2 separate regions of the Mus musculus genome follow, and region 1 is linked to region 2. The links are chromatin loops, found by intact Hi-C in ENCODE. Cell type or tissue: left cerebral cortex. All regions are shown on one strand.

The links. Hi-C counts contacts between places; a loop is a spot of excess contacts. Peaks named below come from ENCODE experiments on the same cell type or tissue, not always from the same donor. Only the 100,000 strongest peaks of a DNase experiment are listed, where the experiment ranks them.
Region 1: a loop joins it to region 2, with 2.1 times the contacts of the local background. A loop is called at or near these places in 5 of 42 quality-filtered maps.

What each region holds. Positions count from the first base shown.
Region 1 is chr3:90,349,769-90,354,768 of GRCm38, reverse strand. Gatad2b (GATA zinc finger domain containing 2B) reads right to left here. Exons shown (of 11, transcript NM_139304.3): 5 at 4,251-4,382; 6 at 3,195-3,365; 7 at 2,640-2,955; 8 at 259-461. Among named protein-coding and RNA genes, the nearest start is that of Slc27a3, 38 kb to the left of the region's middle. In left cerebral cortex, no CTCF peak of the experiment used is centred here; no DNase peak of the experiment used is centred here.
Region 2 is chr3:90,262,639-90,267,638 of GRCm38, reverse strand. It overlaps Crtc2 (CREB regulated transcription coactivator 2), which reads right to left. Exons shown (of 14, transcript NM_028881.3): 12 at 4,925-5,000; 13 at 4,282-4,468; 14 at 3,514-4,159. The coding sequence ends at 3,939. It overlaps Dennd4b (DENN/MADD domain containing 4B), which reads right to left and starts at 2,404. Exons shown (of 28, transcript NM_001356483.1): 1 at 2,078-2,404; 2 at 1-226. The coding sequence starts at 203. In left cerebral cortex, a CTCF peak has its summit at 2,531 (motif pointing left); DNase peaks (open chromatin) are centred at 1,086, 1,833, 2,259 and 2,530; H3K4me3 peaks cover 1,874 bases; H3K27ac peaks cover 2,112 bases.

The DNA of each region.
Region 1 (5,000 bases), 87 kb before region 2:
ATTATACTGTTTTGTTTTTTGAGACTGGGTGTCATTACCTAGTTTAGGCTGGCCTGGAACTCTGTAAACCAGGCTGGCTTCCAACTCAAAGAGATCAGCTTGCCTCTGCCTCCAGAGTGTTGGGATTGAAGGCATATGCTACCATACCCTGCTTTTTTTTCTTTTTTTTTAAAAGGAAACTAGGTTTCCAGGCCTAAAACCCTTTGTGAAAACCAAGCTTGTTCAGATGACTGTGCAGGTAGGAGTCAGAGTTCTCACCTGTTCCTGCTGTAGGGCTTTAACGAAAGCGTTTTTCAGCCGGTTAGTGTGTTCAGCTTTTAGAGCCTTTTTCTGGTTGGAAGTCATACACTGCTCACAGAGGATCTTACCATTCTTTTCTTGCTTCCAGTGAGGGGTGAAATCTGTGCGGCACTGGGCACATACAAAGGGTTCGACCCTCAGAAGTGAGGCACAGTTTTTGCCTAGACACCAATAAAAAGAACAGTTAGTGGTTTCCCACCTCCAACCTCTTCTGTTAGTTTTCATTAAATGTCTTTCTCATAAGTTAATTCTGTTAAGCTTTTTGGCTATGTGTGCCCAGCCCATACACAACCCACCATAACGGCAGTTCAGAGACTGTGATGCACTCTCCCAAAAGATTATCTGAGGGCACCAGGAAAATGTGGTAGATATACATGTATGGAGGCACAAACACTCATACAAATTAAACAAGTGAATCTAAAATTTATATATGTATTATCTTGTTTTGAGATTCAGTCTCACTATGTAGACTAGGCTGTCCTAGAACTCAGTACATAGAACAGGCTGGCCTCGAACTCAATTTTTTTCCCTGCCTTTGCCTCCCTAGTGCTAGGATTAAAGGTATGCCCAACCTCAAATGGCCTTCAAAACTTTTTTTCAAATACAATTTAATAAATACTTTGGCTTGATAATCAGAGTAGTTGGGAGGCTAGGGAAGGAGGCCCCAAAAAGAACTTAAGGTAAGGCTGAGCCCTACCTGGTTACATAGTCTTACAAAAATCTCATAATAATAAAATTAGAATCAAAGGGATCCACTTAAAGCAATGCTTTGTTTATATTCTCTTGTTTTGTTTTATTTATTTATGTTTGTTTGTTTGTTTTTAGACAGGGTTTCTCTGTGTATTCCTGGTTGTTCTGGAACTCACTTTGTATAGCAGGCTTCAGAGATCCACCTGCTTCTGCCTCCCAAGTGCCGGGCATGCACCACCACACCTGTCGTCGTCTTTCATTTTAATTTCACGTGCATTGGTATTTTGCCTGCAAGTATCTTTGTGTGAGGGTGTCAGAACCTCTGGAACTGGTGTTACAGACAGCTATGGGCTGGCACGTGGGTCCTTTGGAAGATCAGCTAGGGCTCTGAGCCATCTCTCCAACCACTCCCTCCTTCTGTTTCTTAACATTACTTTATATTAGACTTCCCCTTTACACACACATTTACAATACTTTGTTATCAGAGTCTGAATAGTTATTTTGTAAAGATTTTTCTGAGACAAGATTTTACATTGTAGCTCAGGCTAGCTTAGAACTCACTATATAGCTCAGGCTAGCCTTTGAATCACAACACTTTTGCCTCAGTATTCCAAGTGCTGAAATTATAGGCATAAGCTACCTTACCTGGCTGAAATTACGGCACCCTATGATCCATTTACAGCTAGTCAGTCCTCTAGGGACATTCCAATACTGTCTGGAAATTTAAGCTTAATAACTGCATGGTGTCAGGTTCAGTACTAGGTTACAACGTTCATAAACCAGAAATTCTATTTATCTAAAGTACAGGCAGTATTCGCTATTCATAGCAGCACTTTGTGGAGGCCAAGCATGACAGATCCCTTGCGGGTTCAAGGCCAGCTTAGTCTATACATAGTTGAGTTCTAGACTAGCCAGAATTATATGGTGAGACCCTGTCTCAACAAAACAAAAAACAAAAAAAGGAGCTAAATAAGATATATTCATCATTCTGTTTCCAGTATGTGGATGTGATCTGACCAGTTGCTTCAGGCTCCTCATGCCTCTGACTCTCTGCTAAGGTGGATTACACCCCCAACATGTGAGCCAAAACAAACTCTCTCTCTCTCTCTCTAAAAAAAAACCAAAAACCAAAAAACAAAACAAAACCAAAAAACCAAAACAATGTATTGAAAAAACAAAACAAAACATATATTTTTCTTCCATCTCTTCACTTTTTTTTTCTTTTTGGAAAGGCTGTGGATAGGATGTTATATATTCCAGAGTGATCTAGAAATTGATTGATTATAGATCTTATCTGAGGGTACCCTTGAACTTGTAATCTTCTAACCTTTATATTCTAGATAAATAAGCAAGTCTACCAAATGAACTACATCTCTAGACTCTACTCTTTCTAAGATTTTTCTTATTTTTGTGTATATGGCTGGCTTTGACATTTTCAAGACAGGGGCTCAGTCTGTACTCTAAGTTGGCCTTGAACTTGGAGCAATCCTCCTGCCTATGCCTACAAAGTGGTGGGCTTATAAACAATGAGCTATCAGGCCTGCATTAAGAGCAGCTATTTAATACTATACAGTTCCCTGTAATACTTGTTCTCTGCCAAGAGGCTTGGCAAACCTGTGCTTAGAGACTTAACTAGAAGAAAGTATTACCTTGGCTGTCAATGACACTCTGTACAACTTCTTCCAAGCCTACCATGTAGATAAACTCGCTATTGGCTGCACTAGGCAGGAAGTGAAGCAAGGGAGCAGGAGGCTTTGGAGGTGGTATCTCCAGGAGCGTCTTTTCCAGCTGTTTTCGAAGGGCCAACTTGGCTGCAGCCTGTGAGTTGGCAGCGTCACTCATGGCACTGGGGCTAGGAAGTGGTGAGGACACTCTGTTCACAGTCCCTGGTTGGATATGGGAGGCAAGGTTCATATAGATGGCAGAAGACGTTGTGCGCTGACAAGGAACAGACGAACTTGACTGCTGAAAGGGAATAGGGGACAGGTGGCTGATAAGTAGTAGACCATCTTAATTTCTAAGAGAGGTTGCTACTTGATTCTAGTCTGGACTTTTATATAATTCTTTAAAGCATCCATTATAGGGAATGCTCTCTATTCCCATCATTCTTGTCCTCTATATACAAAAACTTAAAACCTGTAGCTCTTTCTGTAAGAAAAGCAAATAAAGGACTTTTCTGTTTCTACCCCAGTGCTTGCTCTTACTGGTTGGTAGCTGATGGCAGGATTCATGTTAGGTGTTGTGGTGCGTACAATGCCAGGCTTCGGTGGACCCCGCTGGCCCTGAAGTTGGGCTGGATTTGGTGCAATAACACGTTGAGACATCAACATGTGTGGAAGGGTGGTGTTGGTTGCTGAACGGATGACACTGTGACCCTAAAGGGGAAGAACAGGAAAAGAACTCACAAATGGCATAATCCCCCATAAAGTGCAAAGTGAAAACACTGCTTATAATGGTCCCAGCTAGAACCATGGGGACACACACTTGATAATTTCATTTAACAACTCGGGAGAAATCTACCATCACTCTAGTCAAAAACATTTTTTAAATGAACTTATTTTCATTTCGCGTGGATGGTGTTTTATCTGCATGTATGTGTGTGCCCTTGAACGTTACTCTAAATGCTGATTAGTGGCTACAAAGTTTAAAAAAAAAATGTTTATTTTATTTTTTTAAATGTGTATTGGTGTTTTGCCTACATGTATGATCTATGCATTATATTCATACCTGGTGCCTTCAGAGGCCAAAAGGGCATTAGATCTCTTGAGATAGGAGTTACATAAAAAAAGTGAGGCTCTTGTGGGTGCTAGTAATTAAATCCAGGTCTAATGGAAGAGCATCAGACCCCAACACAGATGGTTGTGAGCCACCGTAATTGAACTCAGGACCTCTGGAAGAGCAGTTGGTACTCTTTAACCACTGAGCCAGCTCTCCAGCCCCAGCTCTGACTTTTTTAAAAAAGAGATTTATTTTATTGTTTGTGAACATAAATGCATGTGAATGCCATGCCTAGAGAGGCCAGAAGAGTGTTGGATTAATTGACTGACTGACTGATTTCTTTCGTTTTTCTTTTTTTCTTTTCTTTTCTTTCTTTTTTGAGACAGGATCTCTTTTATATAGCCCTGGCTGTCCTGGAACTCATTATGTAGATCAGGCTTCTGGCTTCATAGAGATTCTTCTACAATCTTTACAAAAATCCCCAAATAAAGACAAGAGTGACAGACTTCTCCAACAGTAAGGTCTCACTATGGGTCACATACCTGTAATGTTCTCATATTTTGAGGTTCAATTCCTTGAGCCCCGGGTCGGGAGGGAAGCTTAGATAAGCCTTGTTGTCCCACATGTGCAGGAGATGGCTGAACAATAGATGCTGCATTCTGTACAACTGGAGTCTGGAAAAGGAAATAGAAAATGAGACTGTGAGCTCGACTGTGGTGGTGCACGCCTTTAACCCCAGCATTAGGAAGGCAGAGGCAGCAGGATCTCTGTCTCAAAAAAACGAAACAAAAAAAATCTCAAAACCTAAGCCAAAAACCCTAGAGGTCAAATTCAGTTAAGTTCTAAGCTTTTAAAATTCCCTGTGAGTGTAAACAATAAATGAACCTCAATTCCTGACAAGGAAAAAATAAAATTAAGCCTTTTTGGATTTTTTTCTTTTTTGTTTTGTTTCTTGTTATGTATAGCCTGGGCTGACCTGTAGACTCGGCTAGCCTCAGATATCCATCAGCTCTGTCTTCCAAGTATTAGGATTAAAGGTACGTGTTACTATGCCAGGTCTTGTCTGTCTGTCTGTCTTTTCAGACATGGCCAGTTTCACTCCTTTATAAAAAAGCAGCATTTTTTGTATTTGATTGTTTTGCCTTCATTTATGTCTGTGTACCATGTATGTGACTGGTGGTTGCAAAGGACCAGAAGAAGGCATCAAATTCCTTGGAATTGTACTAACAGCTGATTGTGAGCTGCCATGTGGGTGCTGGGAATCAAAGGCAGCCTCTATACAAGAGCAGCAA
Region 2 (5,000 bases):
ATGCATGTATAGCCCTGGGGCACCTCCTCGCCCAGTGCCCTAGCGATGACTGCCACATCTGTAATAGGTTCAGCTGGCCGGGGAGGGCGCAGGGGCCCGGTAGGCTCGGGAACCCACTTCTCCTCAGGTATAGGCGCTCCATTTCCTGCAAGCCCAGCCACCACAAAGTAATCCACCAACCGGGGAGGCCGCTCCTCTGCCATGGCCTCTGCTTCACTCACTGCATCTGGAATGGTCAATCGAGGAAGAGATGGAGCAAGAGAGGATAATGTTCCCATGGCAACGATAGTGGACACCCCCCCTTCTTCTTCCTAGTTCTTCTAAGGAAAGGATAAATGATCAGCCAATCTTGAATTCTTCCACCTGTGACATCACCAAACTCTCATATTCCACCACAGCTCCTTAGAGACCACTAGGTCCTTCCTTCTTAGTGACATCAGCCCTTTTTTCCCAAAGAACCCAAACTCCACTCTACAACACACAACTGACATATTCCTCACCTATTCCTTTAAAGGCCTGCCTCTCCTTGCCCGCTACAATTACGTCTCAGAGAACACAGTATTTTCTGTAATGGCCTGCAATGACATCATTCACTCTGGCTACCACATTACACCAACTTTTGCTTTGTCAAAGGTCTCTGCTCTTGTAGCAACACCACAAGAACCTTCCGATGCAGCTAATGTTCTTAAAGCACCCATCCTTTCATTTCTAGAAGACTTTACAGATGCCTAGGAAGGCTTACAAAACCCAAGATTTAGCTTCTGCTCATCAGATTTCAAGTATCCTTTTTTTTCCCTAGCTTAACTTTACCTAGTTGGCCAAGCAACCAGGACTTTCCCATCTCCAGGATCCTTAGGTGTCTGTAGTTAGGCACAAAGGGACTGTAGGAGTCAGCTCCAGTCATGCCATGCCCGCGCCACCCAGCCCAAGACAGAATCGGGGCCACAACAGCCTATTGGTAACTTATCTCACCTGCCTCCATGGCCTGACCCTGGGGAGTGGAAGCCCCAAGAGTCCTGAGGTGCCCCAGGGTGCTGAAGGTGGGAAGAAGCCTGGCGGGTAGCTTGCAAGGGGCTAGAGGCTGAGAGAGTGCTTCAGAGGGGAAGGGAGGCTACTTCCTGAAATGGCTGCGAAGGGGAAGCTGTCGCTAGCTCAGCATAAGTCAGCCTATGGGTGTGTGGTATCGCTGGGGGGGCGGGGGGGATAGTACTGTTTAAGGTGCCAGCACAGCATCAGACCAACGCAGACCTCCCACTAAGGGTCCTGTGCAAGGCAGGGAAGCTTTTAGTGTCTCCAGGATGCACAGTCTATTTAACCTCCCGCTCTTCCTCAGAGAACTAGAGCCAAACCGACTGTCTTCTCAACCTGGCCTCTGGACACACATGCCCCAACTCAAGCTAAATTTAGCTTGAGCTTCTCTACATCTGAGAGGTGAAGCCAGGAGTCAGCGTCAGCCTCCTGATTTAACTCCAGGACACAGCTCACTCTCTCATCCACTGCAGGCCAATAGTAGTTCTGTGCTCCAGACAGTAGGCAAAAGCCGTTAGATGAGACCCTCTATAGGCAAGTGGGTGGTCCCGGATCAACAGGACTTGTGTGTCCAGGCCTTCCCTTATCCAGCCAGGGAAGAGTCCTATAGAATGCAGCCCCTTCTCCCTTGGGGGAAAACAACGGCACTGGAGCCACTTTGGGTCCCAACGCCCACATGCCGAATGACGGGAAGTCGGGGCTAGGGCAGAGGGCGCGGCGCGGGGGAGGTGGCTGAGCAAGAGGCCGGAGGGCCGAGAGAAGCGCGCGCGGGGACTGCCGAGGACGTGACGGCAGCAGCGCCAGCAGCCGCGTGACCCAGGCGGGAAGGAGGGGTGCTCTGGCTTGAGCGCCCGCGGGAGCTCCAGGTTGTAGGATGTCGAGCACAGCTAGCTAGCTCTGGGTTGCGCCCTCCCCTCCACTTTCACTTCTCTGGGAGGGAGGAAGCGGAACCAGATGCGCAGCGTAGAACAGCTGGGGACAGTCCCTGGAGCCGCCCGCCCTCCGCCCGCCCTAACCCGCCCGCCGCCCCGCCCGGTCCGGCCCCTACCTGCCTGCCCTGGGACTCCCCAGCCGGCCCGCTGGCGGGTGGCTCTGAGGGCGGGCTGGCGGGCCGGCGGGCGGCTGGGCTGCTATCCAGCCCCGGACATGGCGCACTCGACTTAGGAGCCGCTCGCGCCCGGGCTGAAGGAAGAAGCAGCAGCCGAGGGCGCCGGGCACGGTGGAAGAAGATCTGGGCGGTCCCAGCGTCCCCGCGCGCTGCGCCACGCGGGGACTGCTGCCACACCACACCGCTAGTTCCAGCCGCGCGGTCCTCCCGGCTCCCACGTTGCTGGGGACCCCAAGCTCTTCAACGCGCCCTGCTTTCTCCACTCATACCCGCCCCCCACCCCCCCAGGAGCCGCGGGCGCCTCCGCTATTCTGCCCCCCCCCACACACCCGGGCCTGCGGCCGTGACCCTGGCTAGCGCCGGCCCAACACCCTGCCGCCTGCAGTGCGACCCCTGGTGGCTGGGAGGGCCCCCTGCAACCAAGCGGATTCCCACCACCCGGAGGAAAAAGCAAGACACTGACCCCAGATGGCCCCGAAGTCAGAGTCGGTGCTCCTGTCCTGCCCTACCGTCAGATGTGGCCACTGTGCCACAGCGAAGGCCCTGAAGACCTAGACCTGGGAAACCCAGGTGACTCCCCACTTCCACGTTTAGAACCCACTGGCCAGAGCCAGAAACTCTCAGTTCTTCTTTCGAGAAATGACAAGAACATTGAAAAAGAGGAAGAAAGGCATGAAGCCGAATAGTGGAGGTGTAGCACTCCTTTCACTATGCTGGGTGAAGTCTAACAAAGCCTTCGTGGAACATGGTTGTCTCCCAAGGATCTATTGCGTTAAACCCAAATGGAGCAGTGAAATGGATGAATCGACATACAGTCCTCAGAACATGAGATTGCTTAGGTCCCCCAAACATAAACCAAGTAAGCCAGCTAGGCCTGCTTACTTCTCTCTAGAAGCATCAACACTGGCAATAGCCTCCTCCAGGAGAGGGGAGGATTTTCTAACAGAAACAACTGTGACTTGGGACAACAGCCTCTCCTTACCCAGGGCTTCAGAAGAGTAACTTGTCAGGCTAGTCACGGTGCCCCATCCCCTGATGCTGCAGCAGGCAGGGCCTTAAACAAACAAGGGCACATAAGGTGACTTCCTGCTGCCTCGGTGAAGTCTGTATAGGCTTTAGGATACATCCAGTTTGGGACCTAAATCTGAGAATGGTGCTTCCGCACAAGCACAAAAGTTCTGAGAGGATTAACGCACACCCGTAGCCCTAGCACTAAGGAAGCCAAGGTGCCAACGGGCACGTGTGACTTCTAGGTAGTCTGCCCTATGTAAGAGAAATCCTGTCAAAAAACAAACAAACAAAAATGCAACACAAAAGAACCTATGGCACCAAACCTCCTTAGGTCCCCAGCCATGTACCAAATAGCCAAGCACACAAAAGGTTTAATAGGATTTTTTATTAACATATAATATATTTAATAAAAAATAATATCCATTCTGGCTCTCTCTTCCATTGCAAGGGGAAGAGAAATAGGGAGGGGCTGGTAGTGCCCATCCCTTCTGGACAAGCCCTCTCTCCAAGATTTCCCTCTACACCTTGCTTCCCAACAGGCTCTGACCTCCAGACAGACGGTTTTCAAAGTTACAAGTGCTTTTAGGCCCTCCCTTGAATTCCCCCAAGCCCACCAGACATACAGCATTCAGGGGCCACCTGGCCAAGCCCCTTCCCTTTCCTCAGTTTTAGGATCCTTCATTCATATTAGAAAAAGGATCTGGGGGCAGAGAGTAGTCTCTACTGGCCAGGGGGAAGGGATGAAGACTGATGGGACAGGGCCATGAAGAAGGATGGCAGTGAGGTCCCCTCACTGTAGCCGATCACTACGGAATGAGTCCTCCACAGCAGGGTCAGGCAGCAGGGCACAGGGGTCACTCAGCATAGTTAGTCCTTCCAGGCCCAGTGGCTCCATGCGCAGCTCATCTTCTAGCCCCAGGCCCAGCTCCAACCCAGATGCTGACACCTCAAAGCCAGGCACTCCAGCCAGGGCTGCTGCAATCTCCTTAGAGAAACCTGGGGAAGAGTCTCCTGTGTGTACAAGAGGTGGGTAAGGATCTCAGGCCACACCTCCAGACCCCTCAAGCTCCTATCACAGCAGTGAGGCTGTCAACTCTTCCTGCCAGTCTCCACCAGCACCCACACTCCCTTACCTGTGAGTATGATATTAGGTCCTGAGCCATGGCGGGAACAGTGGGTCAAGTTCTGGTGGTTGAGGACGTGAGGGTCCTGGGGGCCACTCATTGATCCCTCACTCCCTAAAAATCCAGGACCTTCAGAAAAGGCAGGGGGATCCAGCACCAGGCTGGTTGATGGGCTCTCCATGTTGAATTGCTCCAGCTAGGGACACACAGACAGACCTTAAGGAAGTGGGCTTCAGAACAGGGTGTCCTGCCTAGCTCTGCTGATATGTCCCCTTTGCCTAGCAAGCCCCATCCACCCAGGAAGAGAGGCAAAGACAGAAGGAGGTGATAGCAAGCAGAGCCAACAGAAGCGAGCACGGGGCCCGAAGAAAGTGTGGGCACCGTACCTGCTGGGCCAGAGCATGTGCATGCCAGGAAGAGAACGGGTCAAGGCAGGAGTCATCAAAGAGCAAGCTGAGCAGAAACAGAGGGGCAGGAGTAGGGGTCAAACACAGGAAGACAGGAGCCCCAAGCTGGCATTGCTATGTTACCTAGGGGAAAAAGAGGTCCACCCATATCTCCCAATTCAGCATACCAGTGACCACTCAAGTAACTGACCCACCCTCAGCCCACCCCCATCCCCCATTTCAGAACTATGAGTTTGCATACTCACATTCCCCAAGCTGAAGTCATTTATTGGGCGGTGGTAAGGCTGTTGCCCATGTCCACTGGACCCAGGTGGGTACAGT